Regions from separate parts of the Homo sapiens genome. Here all the other regions are linked to region 3. Evidence: chromatin loops called from intact Hi-C (ENCODE). Cell type or tissue: heart right ventricle. All regions are shown on one strand. Links, peaks and the distances in the headings refer to the core of each region. The heading gives the core; the rest is flanking DNA. Region 1 has its middle 86 kb from the start of TNFSF11. Region 2 overlaps TNFSF11 (TNF superfamily member 11). Region 3 holds the start of LINC01050 (long intergenic non-protein coding RNA 1050).

What was found. Hi-C counts contacts between places; a loop is a spot of excess contacts. Peaks named below come from ENCODE experiments on the same cell type or tissue, not always from the same donor. Only the 100,000 strongest peaks of a DNase experiment are listed, where the experiment ranks them.
Region 1: a loop joins it to region 3, with 2.2 times the contacts of the local background. A loop is called at or near these places in 10 of 110 quality-filtered maps.
Region 2: a loop joins it to region 3, with 5 times the contacts of the local background. A loop is called at or near these places in 6 of 110 quality-filtered maps.

Annotation. Positions count from the first base shown.
Region 1 is chr13:42,656,843-42,663,258 of GRCh38, reverse strand. No RefSeq gene overlaps it. Among named protein-coding and RNA genes, the nearest start is that of TNFSF11, 86 kb to the right of the region's middle. In heart right ventricle, for the core only: a CTCF peak has its summit at 2,704 (motif pointing left); no DNase peak of the experiment used is centred there.
Region 2 is chr13:42,592,161-42,597,160 of GRCh38, reverse strand. All of the region lies in intron 2 of TNFSF11 (TNF superfamily member 11), which reads right to left. Among named protein-coding and RNA genes, the nearest start is that of TNFSF11, 21 kb to the right of the region's middle. RefSeq lists enhancers at 3,185-3,892, 1,700-3,926. In heart right ventricle, for the core only: a CTCF peak has its summit at 1,984 (motif pointing left); a DNase peak (open chromatin) is centred at 2,010; H3K27me3 peaks cover 1,662 bases.
Region 3 is chr13:42,808,785-42,815,200 of GRCh38, reverse strand. LINC01050 (long intergenic non-protein coding RNA 1050) reads left to right here and starts at 2,639. Exons shown (of 3, transcript NR_125747.1): 1 at 2,639-2,809; 2 at 3,359-3,682; 3 at 4,571-4,835. In heart right ventricle, for the core only: a CTCF peak has its summit at 2,726 (motif pointing right); no DNase peak of the experiment used is centred there.

The DNA.
Region 1 (6,416 bases), core at 638-5,637, 150 kb after region 3:
GGAAAATTTCACTGAGCTGGACATCACTAGACCTCAGCTTTGCATGACCTCCTCAGGTGACCTGAAAGTATATCCTTTAAACCCTCTGAGTCTCCGTGTCCTGCAGCAGAGCATAATAATACCTTTCCTGTTTACCTATCACAAGGTTTAAGGAGACAAAGAAGATTTTTTGGAAAAAAAAATCTGTGCTTTGATCATTAATAGCTAATATTTATTAACTACTTACTATGTTCAGACACTGTGCCTGGTTCTTTATGTAAGTTATATTGTATAATTCTCAAAACAATCCTATGAGGTTACCTTAATATTACTCAAGTGAGCATGATTAGGTAAGCCAGGAGAGGAAACTAAAGCTCAGAGAGGTGAAGTGATTTAGACAAGATTACACAGTAAACAAATAGCATCTGGGCTTCACACTGAGCTATATGCAACTCCAAAGCCTATGACTTAACTTCTTTAGTATATTCAAATACATTAAGACTTACTGGGCCAGGCTCGGTGGCTCACACTTGTAATCCCAGCTCTTTGGGAGGCTGAGGCAGGTGATTCACTTGCCTCTTGAGGTCAGGAGTTCAAGACCAGCCTGGGCAACATGATGAACCCTAATCTACTAAAAATACAAAAATTAGCCGGGTGTGGTGGTGGGAGCCTATAGTCCCAGCTACTCAGGAGGCTGAGGCAAGTGAATCACTTGAACCCGGGAGACAAAGGTTTCAGTGAGCTGAGATCACACCACTGCACTTTAGCCTGGGCAACAGAGTGAAACTCCACCTCAAAAAAAAATACATTAAGACTTATTATGTATTCATATTCATTATGTAGCTTGCAGCAGGTGAACCATATTATTAAATTCACTTTTTGTTTTTATTATTAATTTACTTTATTTTTATTTTTTTTTGAGGAAACAGGGTCTCACTATTTTGCCCAGGCTGGTCTTGAACTCCTGATCTCAAGCAATCCTCCCAATGCTAGGATTACAGGCATGCACCACTGCACCCAGCCCCAAGATCACCTAAAATGCATTATAGAAGTCACTGAACAGTTCTCATTTGATACACAGTATCAGGGAAAACAAATGTTCAACAACATTGATGCATTCATGCACAGCTACTAACAGGAAACAAATCTATCCCAGCTAGTGTCTTAGTTTTTTTCAGCGCTTTTTCTGCATCTAAGCAACTTCCCTATGTCAATGAATCTTATCTTTGTCTCCTTATACCCAGTTCTTCAGGAAACATAAAATATGAACAGATAATTCCAATACAAGTTATTATACTGAAGCCACTAAGAGAATGTTACAAACTAATAAGATATTAGAGGATGCAATAGGAAGCAAGAAATAAAGAAAAACAAACACATAGACACAAAATTCCTGGCACTCTCTACCATAAAATTTCAGCTGTTATTAAATATGCATAAGAGAAATCTTTATTCGTTCTCTGGAAGTTCCTAATTGCTACAGGACTCTTAGCAGGCTACTCACTTGCTGCTCTTTTACATTGCTGGGAACATATTTCAAACGCTACCTACCATAATAAAAGTATCTTAACACTGTTTGCTTTCTGCTGGTATCAAAAAGAACATTAGTTCCCTGAAAATTTTTTGCATAAAGGGAAAATGTTTTCTGCTCTATAAAGCTCTAATCTAGCCTTGGCTATAAGTGACTCTGTAGGAGTTGGAGTGAAAAAACATTCTAATCCACTCTAGTATGTACATTAATGCAAATTCTGTGTCATTTCTCCCTGATGATTCTTTGTCATTAGGGAAAGCTTTTTTTATGGAATTTTATTTATCTCCGTATCTAACAAACCCCTTCTCCGCCAACTTGGCGAAACCACTCACTGGCTTTTGCTTCTAGCCTTATGAAAACCACACCCTGAATTTAGGTAATAGTACACATTATCTAAATACTTCACTTTCCCCCCACCCTTTCAGGAACATAGCAGTCCTGCACTTCCACAACCCATTGAATTTAGGGTTGCCATTTGACTTGCTTTGGCCAATGAACAATGACTGCAAGTCGCTTAAGAATGAGGAACGGTGATTTCCAAAAGACATGCTGTACAGGCAAAAATGTATATGTCCACTGCAACATCAGAGTGCTTCTAACAAGCCATCTCTCAGCATGTCTCACTCCCACACAGAAGTATTCCCTAGTACATTTTGAGATTGTAGAATGTTATTGGAGCTAATTTCCTATTTGCCCTCATAAAGTTATTTGGAGATTTCACCTTTTGCTGTGTTAGTAATTTCAAAGAACAATGCTTTTTAATAATTACTGCAACTACCAGTTGTGTGTTACATGTGTAGTCACGTTTAAATGATCAAGAAGTACTTATATTTGAAAAATCTAGCTTCCCAAGATTAAAAAGTTAAATATGTCACAATTATCCGTCTTCTGTCGTGTATCTGTAATGATTTCAAAGGTAGGTTTTATAATCCCCTTTAAGATAGAAAAAAAAGTATTTGATAAATAAAAGGTTTGCTGACATTGCAGTTATTGCATTTAACAGCTTGGGCATATTCATTTCGTGAGGAAAGAGATGAAGAGTTTGAAAGGGCCTATAATAAAGTAGCAGTTTGATTTGTGTGGAGGATGATATCTCTGCTCTGTCTTAAATTAGTTCATTAATATGCCTAGATAGTATAAAGTTTGCAATTAAACATGATAAAAACACAAACAGTGCCATCTTTTGGACAATGCTTAAACTCAATGCACATATACAGACACACATACCTGTGTCAGGCTATGTATTCAATACCCACAAGCATTCATCACAGATGCCAGCAAGATCTTGTTTTTATCATTAATTAATCTCCAGAGTATTAAAGCTTTTATTGGCATTATAGGAATGCAAGCCACCATGCTTAACTTGCACCTGTTCAAATTACATGGAATAGCACGCTCAGATTGGCTTTCTAACATCTCCATGGAAATGCCACTGTGAACATGTGTTTATTTGATTCTTGGAGCACCTGAGGAAGGTTTTTTCCTTATTTAAGTTCCTATCTAAACCTAGGATGAGCTCTCCTTGCTTCTGGGGCCATGGCTTTGCTCTCACTGTGCAGGTATTATCCCAGCCTCTCCAAAAATAAAAAAGAAAAAGAAAGAAAATAAAACTAGGATGAAATCCATCTGGCTCAGGTGTCAGGTTTTGAAAAACAGGTGGATGGATGTCATGTATAAAAATAGAAATGCTATTGTTATTCTGCTTATAACTGTTATTCCTAACTGAAGTGAGAGAATAGACAAGAAAACGCTGTTTCCCAAAAACTCATTTTCTATTGAATAGTGCAGATCAGTTCAGTATGGGGCAATCTGAAAAGATGACCTACACATCAAGATGCCAGTATTTTAAAAGAGGAATTCCAAATTGTCATTCTAGTCAAGCATTTAATAACTATCTAGCATTATGCTAGAGACTCTGCATGAAGCTGTCCTGTGGCCCCTAAAATGATTGGGACAGTTATAGCTTGAAGACTTTGTAGGAGGAAAAATGTTTCAAAGAATGATTTTAAAGGAGTGTGGGATATAAAAACAAGATGGAGGTAATTTTGATGATGATGATAGCTAACATTTACTGGACATTTACCATGTGCTAGGTACTGTTTAAATATTGTACATGAATAAACTAATTTAACTCTCATGTCAATTTAATGAAGTAGATTTAACTGCATGTCAATTTAATGAAGCTAGATTTCTCCTCACCAAAGGAGAAACTGAGACAGAGAGGGGATTAGCAACTTGTCCCATGTCAAATAGTTAGTCAGCAACCACTTACTAAAGAATCTCAGGTCAAAGAAAACTGAAAAAATAGGGATTTGCCATGATGAAGTCGTAATGGACCAAAGCTAGGATCAGGGCATGAACATCAGATTCATTCACTCATTCATTCAACAAATACACAATTACTTCAACACCTATCCTCTGCCAGGTATCATTGTCATGGCAACGGATTGAACAAAACAAACTCCCTGGCATTGTACAGCTTGCCTTAGAGTGGGGCAGATACTACACAGAAACATACTATAACATCTTGAGGTGGTTAAAAAAGCAGAATAGAGTGAATGAATGCTTGGGGACACTGTGCTAGGCTCAAATGAATACAAGATGAAATAATTGGTACCTGCCCCTCAAAGCACTTTGAGCCTGATGAGGAACAGACAGACTCAGTGACTTGTGCTATGGGAGAGGAGAGCACAGGCTGCTTGGAAGCATGTAGGCTTCCCCATCTAGACTGGCAACGAGGCTTTCAAAGGAGGCTTCTCACAGTTGGTGATGTCTCCACTGAGAATTATAAAATAATAGAATTAACTAGACAGGAAGTGTGGGGACATTTAAGGAAAGAATAAACACAAAATACTCAATTTGAGAGTTGGGCAAGCTCTGGTAACTGAAGGAAGCTCCATGTAATGGGATCTTAGGTTAGATGCAGGAGAGTGGCTGAAAATAGGGGGGTCTGCAAGTTTGAGCAGAGGTCAAATCATACGAAGCCTCGCATGCCCTGAGATGAAGTAGATGCTAACTAATTCTGAGGGCCGTGAGTAGACACTGAGGGGTGGTGATGGGAAAAGATGAGACAGATTCTGTTTTCTGCAGAGAGCACTCCAACAACGATGTGTCTCATGGGCTGGAGGGGACAAGGTAAAGACAGGAGGATAAGCACGGAGACCGTCACAGCAGTCCAGGGGAGAGAAGAGGGGCTTGGAAAAGAGGATCCCCGTCTGCAAGACTCTTAGAAGAAAGGTGGTGGTTTATTGGATTTGGGGGAGGAATGGAAAGTAAAGGGAAACAGGAAGATGTGCAGGTGGCTGGTGTGGGGGACTGGGAAGGCCGTAGTGTCATTCACAAGAAGAGAGAATACAAAAGGAGGGGCAGAGTTAGATGTTGGAGTGCTTGAAGCTTACTAGACATTCCCGCCATTCCAAACATCACTGTTTCTCCATCACGCATGCCATCATCTCTGTCTTCTCCGGGTGTTTGAAAAGGCTGTGGCCCTTACCTGTTTTCCCGCATCTTCTGTGGCCTCTCCCTGAGCTTGTCTCTGGGCAATCCCTCCTCATAACTCAGGTCTAGACTCCAGTGTCACTTACTTCCTCGCCTCCACGGCCCCAGGCAGGGTGGAGCTCCTGCGTGTGCTCCCCTCGCAGTGATTCTCCCTCTCGGCAGTAACAGTTTCTTCTCACTTGTCTCTGTCCAAAACTAAATAATAAACTCAGCCCAGATTCTCCACTACACACTTCCTGCCTCATGGTACATCCTCCAGAAATACTTGGACGTCTATATGAATGAGTGTCCTGTAAATCCCTAGATATATGGACACCAAGCTCAAAAGAAGGATCTGAAATTAGAGGTATGGATTTGGGCGTCATCAGCTGGTGGAAGCAATTTCCCTTCAATTGATGACCCCACAGCCCTAGGAGAAGAAAGTGGTTGTTTTTTTTCCAATATCATCCTGAAGGGCAGTGCCAAAAAAAAAAAAAAAAAAACCCCCACATATTTATTGTGCTCAAAACACCTTACATGTATCTTCTTTTTATGCTTTCTGTCTTCCCAGAAAAGCAGGTGGTGGTGTGCACTCGTTTTCCTTCTTTTCTTCCTCTCTCTATTGATTCCTTTTCTGCTCAAATAAAAGGCTTTTCACACTAATAGCAAAGACAACATAGACACACTGAAATGATACACAAAGAAGATCTCTTTCCTCAATTTCAGGGAATGGCTTTTCTTTAAAAACAAAGGTAAAAAACGATCTCCTTTCTCCCACTACCCTTCCAAATCCTCTCCCATCTCTGGGGACCTTCATGTCTTTTAAGTCTCACATTTCTCTGTGTCCTGCTTAACCTAAGTTTCTGTTTTGAAATAGTCACTCCTTTCTAGGTTGCCTCCACCTAAGCCTGAAACCTTTTCTGTTTGTGGCACAGTACTTAGCACCAAGCATCATGGCATGATTATCCTATGAATTTCCCCCACCAAGGTGAAGAGAGGCATCTTAGCTGGATGGGGTTCATGAAAATGCTGTTTCTGTGCACACCTTGTGTTCGCTGCCTGATCAAGATACAACTTAGTATGCTAATGAATGCTAATTAGGGTGGGCTATGGTGTGTCCATCTGTCACATCAGTTTATGTCACTGCAGCCCTCTGCGGGAAGGAGTTACACTTTACTACTCCTGTGAAGATTATTTAAATCGAATGTAGAATAAGGAGATTGTGTCCTCAGTTCGAATCTCTGTAATCATCATTATTCACATTTATTTGGTGACTTTTTCTGTACCCCTCGAGATGGCTGAGCATCTCAGAAAACATGAAAAATGATAGTGAGACCAATTAATAAGTATTAAACAAATGCACAAAGAGAGTATATATTCTTGCACTTAATTCTTAATGTAGAATTAAGTACCTGACAGACTTTCTGAA
Region 2 (5,000 bases), core at 1-5,000, 220 kb after region 3:
GAAAGTATTCCCAATATCTGTATCTGCACCCCAGCTTTTTGAGCTCTAAAACCATTGTTATTTATGTGCACAGATATCAATCATAAAAATAACATTCTTCTAAGACTAGACTTTTAGGGTGTCTTCTGGCCTTGAGATTGTAACTGAAGTTTTGTAGGCAGTACTTGATGCATTCCAGTGAGGGACCTGGCTGCGCAGCAGAGACACCTAGGCAGTTTAGAAGATACCCATACCCTGACCCCAACCTCAGCCAGGATAATGAACCCAATTAGTCTGATAGTGACTGGGTAGTTTTTTAAAGATGCTCCCAGATGATAAGAATATGTAGCAGGTATTGAGAAGCATTGTTACTAATTAAGTGTTCCCATGAATAGTTGTTTGGTGACATCTCAATTTAGTTAAGGGTTTACTATAGTCTCATGACTTGCATATATATTCCACGTATTGAAAATTTAATAACCTCTTACATTTGTAGACAGCAAAGTATTTTCCCTGTTACCATATTTGACTTTTGTTAGAATCAGAGCCTGGAAAACTATAACTACTACTAACCTCATTTTTCAGACTGAGAAATGGAGGCAGAGAGAGAATAAGGCTTCACCTAATAAAGCTGAGACTTGAACTTTGGTCTCTGGATCTGTATGCCCATATCCTTTTACAAGCCATCGTCATAAAATACACTCCTGAAAGCTGGGACAAAATACCACTAGCCCACCCAGGAATCCCTAGCGTGACTCCCTCCCTGAAGCAGTAACTCTGAAAAGGTGGCTCACCTTGACTGGCATCTGGCTGCTGGGGATCCTGGGATCTGACAAAAAGGAGCCGGGACATCAGAAAATATGATCTCAGAATTCCCAGGGGCTTCAGAAAACAACTGGCTGAGAACTGGCCAACCCATGTTTATGGCTTGGCTGATGAACCCCCAAGACTAAGACCTGCAGGACATGGATAAGGGACATTGCATCTCCAAACATGACCCTATCGAGTCCACTCCACAAAGCTGGAGCCATTCCATGTTGCCATCTTCTCAAAGATCAGAGACCTTGCTATGCACATGCCAAACACAGACCTTTTGATAGCCCCCTAATATTTTTCATTTTCAGGATTATAGGAGTCCTTCTGAAGACGAACCCAAACTTCACCCCAATTGACAATTCCATTTATTTTCTAAGCTTTGCATTTACATTTCTTTTCATCCACATTAGTCCTCTACATCTGTCAGATTAATTAGAGTGTTTTAAAATTTCTATAGTTCTTTATTCCAAAATCTTATCATTCAGACGGCACTGCCGGTTTCTTTGAATTCAGAAAGTTCTGATAATCTAATTTTGGGAAAATACTACAAAAGAATATCCCGACTCCTTTCTTCTGAACAAATTATTCACATGAAAGAGATCTTTTAAAAAATGTATGTACATTTTATCTTATTTTAAGCCAGCTGTAAATTAACAAAAACCAGTTAGTTAACACTCTGAATAAACATCCAACACAACCACATGTTACCTACGCCATCAGAATGCCTGTAGATTTGCGTAGAGAAGTGCAGGTAACTTCAACAAACCTCTCAGCGAACAGCCTGGAGCAGAAGCCAGAAACAGTTACCAGGCTGAGGAAGCTGGGCAAAGGACGCCCCTATTTTCTTCTCTTGGCTAATGAGCACCCATGTCCAGCTTCCCAGGAGGATTTGTGATCTACCTTCTCAGGATACGGCATATTCATCATCTGTTACACGCTAGGATCATTAATAATAAGTTACCAAGAAAATTCACATGAATGAATAAACTCATTTATGGTCACGCTGTAACAAGTAGGCCTTGCAATGAATTTATGCATTTTTAGATAAGTGCAATTTTAGATAAGTAAATTATGATAGCTTCATTTAACCCTTCAAAACAAGACAAAAAAAGGAAACCGAACTACCAAAGAGAGCAACCAAAGAAATCTCTGCCCATTCAAGGATAAAAGAAACCTTCTGAGATACTGCCACCTAGTGGACGCTGTCCAACATTGACAATCCTGACAACGCCGCAGTCAGCCTTTGCAGATTTGAAACCCCAACGTCTAAAAACAATAGAGATGAGGATATTTCACAATATTTTTTTAAAATCTTCTCATTGTGGTATTTTTCTATTTAGACTGCATTAACTTTTCATCTTTGCTGTCAGAGTACATTTAAACAGACAGGAAAACAACCAATGTGATTTTTTTTTTTAAATTTCAACTTCTATTTAACTCATAAAAAAATGCTGGGATTACACAATTTCTTCTGCAGGAAACAAAGTACACAAAAGATCAATGTGATTGTGTAACTGTGGTCTCTAGTACTGCCTCTCCTGAACTCAACATCCAAGAAGTGCAATTCCCAGGAGCCTGGCTGTGCAGACTTTGTCTCTGGTCCATTGAGACCAGCTTCCTTCAGATCTTTTAAACATCTTTTCAAACGTTTTAGGATATTTGCCAAACTTAAGGAGGAGGGAGATGTCTCAGAGCTGGCTCAATCTCAGTAAACTAGGGCCACTCAGGAGAGATGGTACTGTGTAAGAATAAGTATAAACACTTAGGAGTATTTTCAACTCCTTTAAGTAGTTATGGGAATTTTGCTTCAGGCAATTTAAACATTTACAGCAAAGGATACGCCCCTCTTTGTAAATTCAGCTGAATAACTGCCCCAAACAAGACTTTGATAACATTCCAATTCAGGAGAGAATGTTATTAAGTTGTTTTTAAGATTGTTTTACTACAGTGTTTTTTTTTTCAACTTACAAAGTAATATAAATAGGCCTGGTGCAGTGGCTCACACCTGTAATCCCAGCACTTTCGGAGGCTGAGGCAAGTGGATCAACCTCAGGCCAGGAGTTCAAGACCAGCCTGGCCAATACAGCAAAACCTCGTCTCTACTAAAAATATTTTCAAAATTATCTGGGCATGGTGGCAGTTGCCAGTAATCCCAGGTACTCGGGAGGCTAAGGCACGAGATCGCTTGAGCCCGGGAGGCAGAGGTTACAGTGAGCCGAGATCACACCACTGCACTCCAGCCTGGGCAACAGAATGAGACTCCATCTCAAAAAAAATAAATTAATAATAATAATAATAAATAGATTTCAGCTCCAACTGAGAACATTCTCAGCTGCAAAGATATTCTGAAAAGGTCAAGTTGCTGGAGTCTGGGCTTATCAGACTGAAAATCTCACCTGTGCATTGTGATGTGAATTGTGTGATCCATGTGGTACCTGTCAATCAGAGCACAGAAGAAGGAATTTGTACAGCCAGATGCTTTGGAAATCACTGGCACCAGCTTATAGCTGGGGTCTCAGGTGGCTGCCTCCCTCTGCAATACCAGCAGCAGCTGCAGAGACATCTGGCTGGTTGAACAAGGATTTAACACCCCGTTTGCCAGATATAATACAGGGTTCATACACTTGTTAACATATGTAATGCATTCATTTTAACATCTTAATGATACCCTTCATGTAATTCTTCTCCAACCTAGTTACAAGAATAGTGCATTCATCAGCCGAGTTAGCACATGAATGCCACACATGGGTTATTTCTGAAAATGAATAGCCAGTTTCCAATTCCTGCAGAGAAGTCCTGCAGATTTCCACCTTGTAAATAGCTGGGAAATCCATTCCCTCCTCTCCAACCTGGGTACCACTGCCTTCCTTCAAGTTTTCATCATTTCTCATTAGGACTAGCATAATAGCTTCCTACCTCCTCTTCCTGTCTCCTGCCCTCCTCAAAGTGATCCACTGAGGTTAGAGTGCATCCTAAAGTACATGTCCCTTCTTAAAATCCTCTGGGGGCTGCTTCCAGACTTCAGGTTCAAGTCCACGTTCCTTACCAGGGCTTAGAAGGCCCTGCATAACTGGGCCTGTGTAATATTGTAATATAATAAGAAATATGCAATTCGTCTTCATCCCAGGTTCCTAGCACTGAGCTCCTAAAGCCTTTGGAATTTCCCGCATGACAGGTGTCACAGAAGCATCCTTTGTTATTCAAAATCAGCCCCTTCCAACCTTACCTGAGTTTATGCTAATGATGTGACCCTTGGAGAATGGGATCTGGTTTCCAGAGGGACCGGTCATGTGATTAGAAGATTGGATCTTTCAGTCCCAGCCTGTATTAGTCTGTTTTCACACTGCTATAAAGAACTGGCCAAGACTGGGTAATTTATAAATGAAAGAGGTTTAATTGGCTTACGGTTCCGCATGGCTGGGGAAGCCTCAGGAAACCTACAGTCTTGGTGGAAGGCAAAGGAGAAGCAGGCACCTTCATCACAGGGTGGCAGGACGGAGTGAGTGCAAGCAGGGGAAATGCCAGATGCTTATAAAACCATCAGATCTCATGAGATTCACTACCATGAGAACAGCATGGGGGAACCACCCCCCATGATCCAATTACCTCTACCTGGTCCCACCCTTGACACTTGGGGATTATGGGAATTACAATTGGAGGTAAGATTTGGGTGGAGACACAGAGCCAAACCATATCACACCCCTTGACTTCCTGACCTCCCGGTTGACATCAACCACCAATGGCCAATGATTTAATAAACTATGTCTATGTAATGAAGCCTCCATAAAAACTCTCAACAGTGGGCTTGAGCCAGGGTAACCACTGCCTTCCTAGCAGGTGAACATGCCAGGTGCTGAGGGAGTGGCATGCCCTGAGAGGCAAGGAGGCTCCACGACCCTCTCCATCCCCATACCTGGCCCTAAGCATCTCTTCCATTGGGTGGATCCTGATTGTATCCTTTATAATAAGCTGGTCATAGTAAGTCAAGTGCTTTCCTGAGTTCTGTGAGCCATTCAAGAATATTACCGAACCTGAGTAGGAGGTCATGGGAACCCCCGATTTGTAGCTGGTTGGTCAGAAATACAGGCAACAACCTAGCACTTGTGAATGGCATCTGAAGTGGGACAGTCTTGTGGGGCTGAGCCTTTAACCTGTTGGGGCTGTGTTACCTCCCAATAGTTAGTATCATAATTGAATTGCAGAAC
Region 3 (6,416 bases), core at 791-5,790:
TTCAGTAAATCATCCTTTTATAATTTGGCTTTCTTTCAATCTTAGATTCCCATCAGAAGGGTTTTACCTCAAGGCATATTGCAACCAATTTCCCCCATAATTAATGCCATATCTGCCTCAGAGTCCATTTCAATTCCCAAATGAAAATTGATGAGGCAGCCAACCACAAATAAGGATCACATAGCACTGATTAAACTATCAGACTAGTTTCCAGGCTATCATGTTACAGTGCTGAATCATAAGCAGAGGGTGAGTTTTCTGGTCTTTTGCAATGTATATTGCTCATAGTAAGTGTCCATAAATGGCTCTTAGCAGATGAAGAGAAGCATTTTATATGGCCCCTATCAAATTCTACCAGAAAGACTAATGATTAAAGAGGTTTGTGTTACAGGAACCAAGACTTCATAGCACATGAAAGAAAATTGTATCTAGACTTGATAAAAATGAGCCACAAACTGCTACAAAAATCACCAGGACAAGAAAAACTCACTTAGGTGTTTTTATCCCATCCACATGGAGTGTGAATGGTTAAGTCAGGTAACTGCATTTTGCCTAGGAAGACCAAATCCTCTCTCCACCAGCCTTCAATTTCAGACTCCAGCAGGGAGCTGAATTGGAGGTGGATGTGCGTAGCAACTATGCACCAGTCAGTAGCAAGAATTCATTCCTTCATCCCATTCATTCATTCATTCATTCACTCACTTAATATTTATTTACCTATTTTCCAGGTGCTGTGTGAAGAATGGAAACATGCAACAATAAAGACACCAGTCCTGGTGGACCTGATGGCCTATGTCTGGTGTGGCGGGGGACAGATAAGTAAACAGATCGTCCTATACGGGGTAGCCAACGCTATCATCTGATAGAAGTAAGCATGAGGTACCAGTCAAGTATGCAAGTATCTGTGCATGAGATGCTAGTCAAGTATTTGTGTGTGCATGTTTGAAGGCTTCCTGGAAGAGATCACTGAAACTCTAAGAGTAGGTAGCCAGGTTAAGAATGGGGGCAGAGCAGGATATCTGAGGCAGTGGAAGCAATTTGAGCAATGTGTGGAGTGGAGAGAGAACCTGACTTGTTTGATAAGCTTGGAAGGTTAAGCATAGCTAGAACAGGGTATTGGAAGAGTTTTATAGAGGAAAAGATGACTAGAGGTAGGCTGCCAGATGTTCTCTCCCAAAATATTTGACCATCAGTGTAGCAGGGCAGATATTAGTGTGATTATGAAAACATATATGTGTGTGTGTATATACATATGTATGTATATTTAAATGCATTACATATTTCAATCAGTGATATGTGTTTTTCTAGGTATCTTTTTGGCATATTTTTAAGAAACACATTTCGAAAATTAAATGTAGGTGTGAACCCTTCGCCACACCCAAAGAACCATTCTTGACACTCATGCAGAACATTTTATGCCCCAGTTTGAATATCTGACTTTGGTTTATCTCACTGATACCTGTAGCCCCTCCAAAGTAGTGGTAGACAGAGCTGAGACAAGAAATTTCACAGCTTTTTCCTATTGTGGAACAAACAATCTGAGTTTAAAACATATTGACTTACTGAATTAAAGTAAGTCACTCCACCTCTTAAAGACTCAGTCACACATCCAATTTTCCAGGGGCCTGTGGCCACTGAGTGTCACAGAGTGTGGAAGGCTGTAGGGGCCAGTCCAGAGGAGAGACCACATGGCCTGATTGCCCAGTAGAAATTGATATTCACAAAAGAATGCTGGCTCAAAAAAATAAATTGAAAAAAAAAAAAAAACCCCAGCAACACAGTGAACAGGTGGCTTAGTATGGCTGGCCGTGCTTGCACTTTTTAATGACCTGATTTGTTTCCAAAATTTGTTTTAGGTAATGTATTAGTCTGTTCTCATGCTGCTGTAAAGAACTACCCAAGACTGGGTAATTTATAAAGAAAAGAGGTTTGATTGACTCACAGTTCCACAGGCTGTACAGGAGGCATGGCTTGGGAAGCCTCGAGAAATTTACAATCATGGCGGAAGGCAAAGGGGAAGCCAGCATGTCTCACATGGCAGGAGCAGGAGGAATAGAGAGCAGGAGGAGGTGCTACACATTTCAAAAAGCCAGATCTCATGAGAACTCACTCACTATCATGAGAACAGCAAGGGGGAAGTCCGCCCCCATGATCCAGTCACCTCCCACCAGACCCCTCCTCCAACACTGGGATTACAATTTGACATGTGATTTGGGTGGGGACACAGGGTCAAACCATATCAGGTAACAAAACTCCAGTCTCAAAAATGGTAAGTCAATTTTATTGCTATTATAATTCTTAAAACTGGTGTTGATGATGATGATGATAGCAGTTATTTGTACAGTAACATGCCCAAGACAAATCCCAAGAGAGGAACATAAACAAAATCAAGTGGGGAGATTTGACTTTGCCCAAGTTCTTCTCAACTAGAAATTTCTAAAGGTGTTTTGTGTGGAGTGCTGCGCTATGTGCAGTTTTCAGCTATTCAACCTCAAGGATGTCAAATTGTTGGAAGAGATTCAAAGAAGGATAATCAAACTTGGATGGAGCTGACTTAAAGAAATGGGCTAACCTCCAGAAAGAATGCCATTGAATCCAGAGAGAGGTGCCGTTGAATCAGCCCTTGCTGATGAAGCCTCTTCACTGTACTGCTCAGACCTCTCCATCCTGGTGGCAAGGGCTTAGACCATTATTCATGGTCTGACTGGCCTCGAGGTGGCTGTCTCGCCTTTGAAAAAGGGCAGACACAGAGCATGTTCAGAGCACGGAGCCATACTGTGCGATTTCTTCAAAGAGAGCTTAACCACAGGTTTGTCACAGACTCCTCTTGCTCCTTCCTTCCAATTTAGTCCTTAAATGTGGTCCAACTACAACAAGAGGGAAGTCTCACAATCTAGAATATTGGGGGTTTTGTCACTATTCATTTTTATTAATAGAAAACAAACCTTTATTCCAAATTTGTTATACTTGAAATTGCTAATTTAAAAAAATGAATTTAGGGCTGAGGTGGGAGGATCATTTGAGGCCAGGAGTTCGAGACCAGTCTGGACAACATAGTGAGACCCTGTCTCTAAAAACACTGGAAAAACAGTTAGCTGGGTATGGTGGCAGGTGCCTGTAGTCCCAGCTACTCAGGAGGCTGAGGCAGGAGGATCACTTGAGCCTAGGAGTTGAAGGCTGCAGTGAGCTATGATAGTGCCTCTGCACTCCAGCCTGGGTGACAGAGCAAGAAACTGTCTCCAAAACAAATATATTGAATTGAAAATAATCACGTAATAATCTTGCTTTGACTAAGACAATGAAACTGTGGCTTTTAAAAAAAAAGTATTTTAGCACCATATGCTCATTTGTCTTTCAGAATTTGGATTAATGAATGACGTAACTGCTTCAGGGCAACACACCCTCACTGCAGCTGCTTAGCCCAGGAAGCAGCAAGGTCAATACAAGGAGAGCCACAGGCCTGGGGAGATGCATGCCTTCCTTCCTGGCCACGTGGATCTCACTACTTAGCCCAGATGGCCTGCGAGAAGGACAAAGCCAAGCACTTCACAACACTGTCAGTTGCTGTCCTGAAGAAGGTGGCCAGGAGCTCTAGAAGGATTCAAAGCCCCAGGGATTTTTGGTTTTTATGTATACACTTCTCTTTACATACTTGTTCCTCAACATCCAATCAGCCTTGCAGGTTTGTCCCCGCTCCTAGCATTCAGAAACACTCAAGAGCAGGGTGGGTCAGAGCTCTCCACCACATACGCAGCAGAGTGAAAGAAGCTGCCCTGCAGGACAGCTCCAGGCTCATGGCCACCCCTCCTCACATGCATACCTCCTCCTCTTCCACCAAACAACAACAAACTCCTTCATGTAGCATTCACGCCCTCCTCTTGTGGCCTCTACCTGCCATCCCACACCAATCCCTTTTTATGTCCCCACAGGTACCCAGGAGTCTCCCCTAACTAAATTCCCCACTGCTTCTCCAAATCACCCCAATCCTACTTCCCACTGAAACTAACAAGAAGGGAAGGAAGGTGTTAACAAATGAAGTCTTCGAAGGAAGTCACCCCAAGAATCTGGGCCTACTAGTCATTCCCTAAGGCTCAGCTCTTGGCATTTGCTTCGTTCCCTGGGCCATTATTTTCATACTGTGAAGAAATTTCACCCTAGTCCCATTTTGGAGAGCAAGTGTTGGTACAGTGCTGGGTAAAGACCCTGACACCAGGTCCTGGTCCCTGGCCCAGAGCAGGGGATATGAAGGGAAGCCCCACTCACTGTGTGCTCCCTCACTGACTCCTCAAAGGAATTCCAGGAAGGGTGCTTTAGTGACCCTTTGGCTCACAGAGTTAGAGTGACCTGCCCAAGGCCACCCAGAGAATGAATGGTGGGACTGAGATCACACCTGGGCCTGCCTGGCTGCCAAGCCTTTTGCTATTTTCATTATTCCACATTTCTTTCCAAGGATACAGAAAGCAGGGATAGGAAGTGCTGTGGAAACAAGCAAAAAGCCTTATCCATAGTCAGCATCCAAAAAGTACTATACCTTCTCTGACCCCTGCTTTATTTATTTGTTTATTTTCAGGGATGATGTAATAGCCAGAAAAATAAGTGAACAGAAGATTCCGGGTTCTACTTTATGCCAATTTTTCTTAAATATCTCAGTCACTAGAAAAAGATCTATTTGAAAATCTTGCTCTGAGCAGTTTCTGTCTTGGGCCCAGTTGTTTGAGGAGCCTGTTGAATTTTTAAATTTATTAGTGTTCCCATGCTTCATTCATTGGCATATATGTATATTCTCTATACTTTATAATTACAAGTAAGCTCTTGATAATAAAAAGTAACTGTCATTCTGTGAAGCTCTTTAATGCAGCCAAAGATAATTTCAGGGGGCAATTGGCAGTCTAAGTCCTTGCTTTCTCTCATTTTAAAGGAGAACCAAATCAACTTAGAGTGAATTTGTTCAAATGTGGGTAAGATTTAACAGGCACTTCAGCTGCCCAGGGTACTTTTCCATGTCTCTCCAACCAACCCCACCCAAATAGCTTAGGATTGGCATTTTCTGATGAGCACAGGGATAGAGAATGAGAACGGAGTCAGGTCCTCAGGTATTCAAGGTTAGAATTCCTTCTTAACCTTGCCCACTATGCCCTATGTGGGGACATGCTACAGCAGAGATCACTTGAGAATTATCCTGTGGCTCACACTGCCATAATTAGTTATCTGTTCGGCACCTCTCAACTAATCAGAACAATGGCACATCCAAAAGTAAAAGGAGAAGAAAGGAGACAAGAATACAGCGACTGAATAATAAAATGGGTGAATCAGTTAGCAGAGCAAAAGACAGCACAGTCATAGGCTGGCTAAGGTTATACTTTTTGTTTTTTATTTTATTTTTTAGGCAGAGCAAGACAGTCTTGCTCTGTCACCCAGGCATAAGTGCAGTGGCATGATCTCTGCTCACTGCAACCTCTGCCTCCCGAGTTCAAGTGATTCTCATGTTTCAACCTCCTGAGTAGCTGGGATTACAGGTGTGCGTAACCACGCCTGGCTAATTTTTGAATTTTTAGTAGAGACGGGGTTTCACCATGTTGACCAGGCTGGTCTCGAACTCCTGACCTCAAGTGATCCACCCGCGTCAGCTTCTGAAAGTGCTGGGATTACAGGCATGAGCCACCGCACCTGGCTAGCTTTATTATTAAGCCCTGTCAGCACCCACAAAGAGAAGTACTGGGATGGCACAGACAGCGGAGACAGTGACAAAGACCAAGGTTAAGGCTGGAGTTATGTGGAAAAAGAAAATGGAATGAGACCAAGCAATTGGGGATGAAGAATAAAAAGCAGAACCAGTGACAGCAGGGAGCAGAGATCAGAAGGAACAAGAAGATACTCTGGAAGAATACAACCAAACAAGAAAAAGAATGAATTGTATGTGAACATTGAGTTTAGGGGCAAGCTGACTGTCTTAGCCAGTTCAGGCTGCTGTAACAAAACACCAAAAACTGGGTAGCTTTTAAAACAGAAATGTATTGCTCACAGTTCTGGGGGCTGGGAAGGTTAAGATGAAGCTGCTAGCACATTCAGCATCTGTTGAAGACCTGGTTCACTGATGGCGCCTTCTAGCTGTGTCCTCACATAGTGAAAGGGGGTGAATGAGCTCCATTGGGCCTCTTTTATTAGGACAATAATCCCACTCATGAAGGTTCATGATCTTATCACCTCCCCCAAAGCCCCACCTCCTAATACCATCGCTTGGGAGTTGAGGATTTCAACGTATGAATTTTGGGAAGGACACAAACATTTAGATTATAGCACCAGCTTACAAATCTCAATGGCTCCTGAGGTTGGCATCACGGGATTATAGAAAAGCACCATAACTGAGGCTTAGCATGAGGCTGAGTCATAAAGAGCATTTAAAGTCATGAATGTGT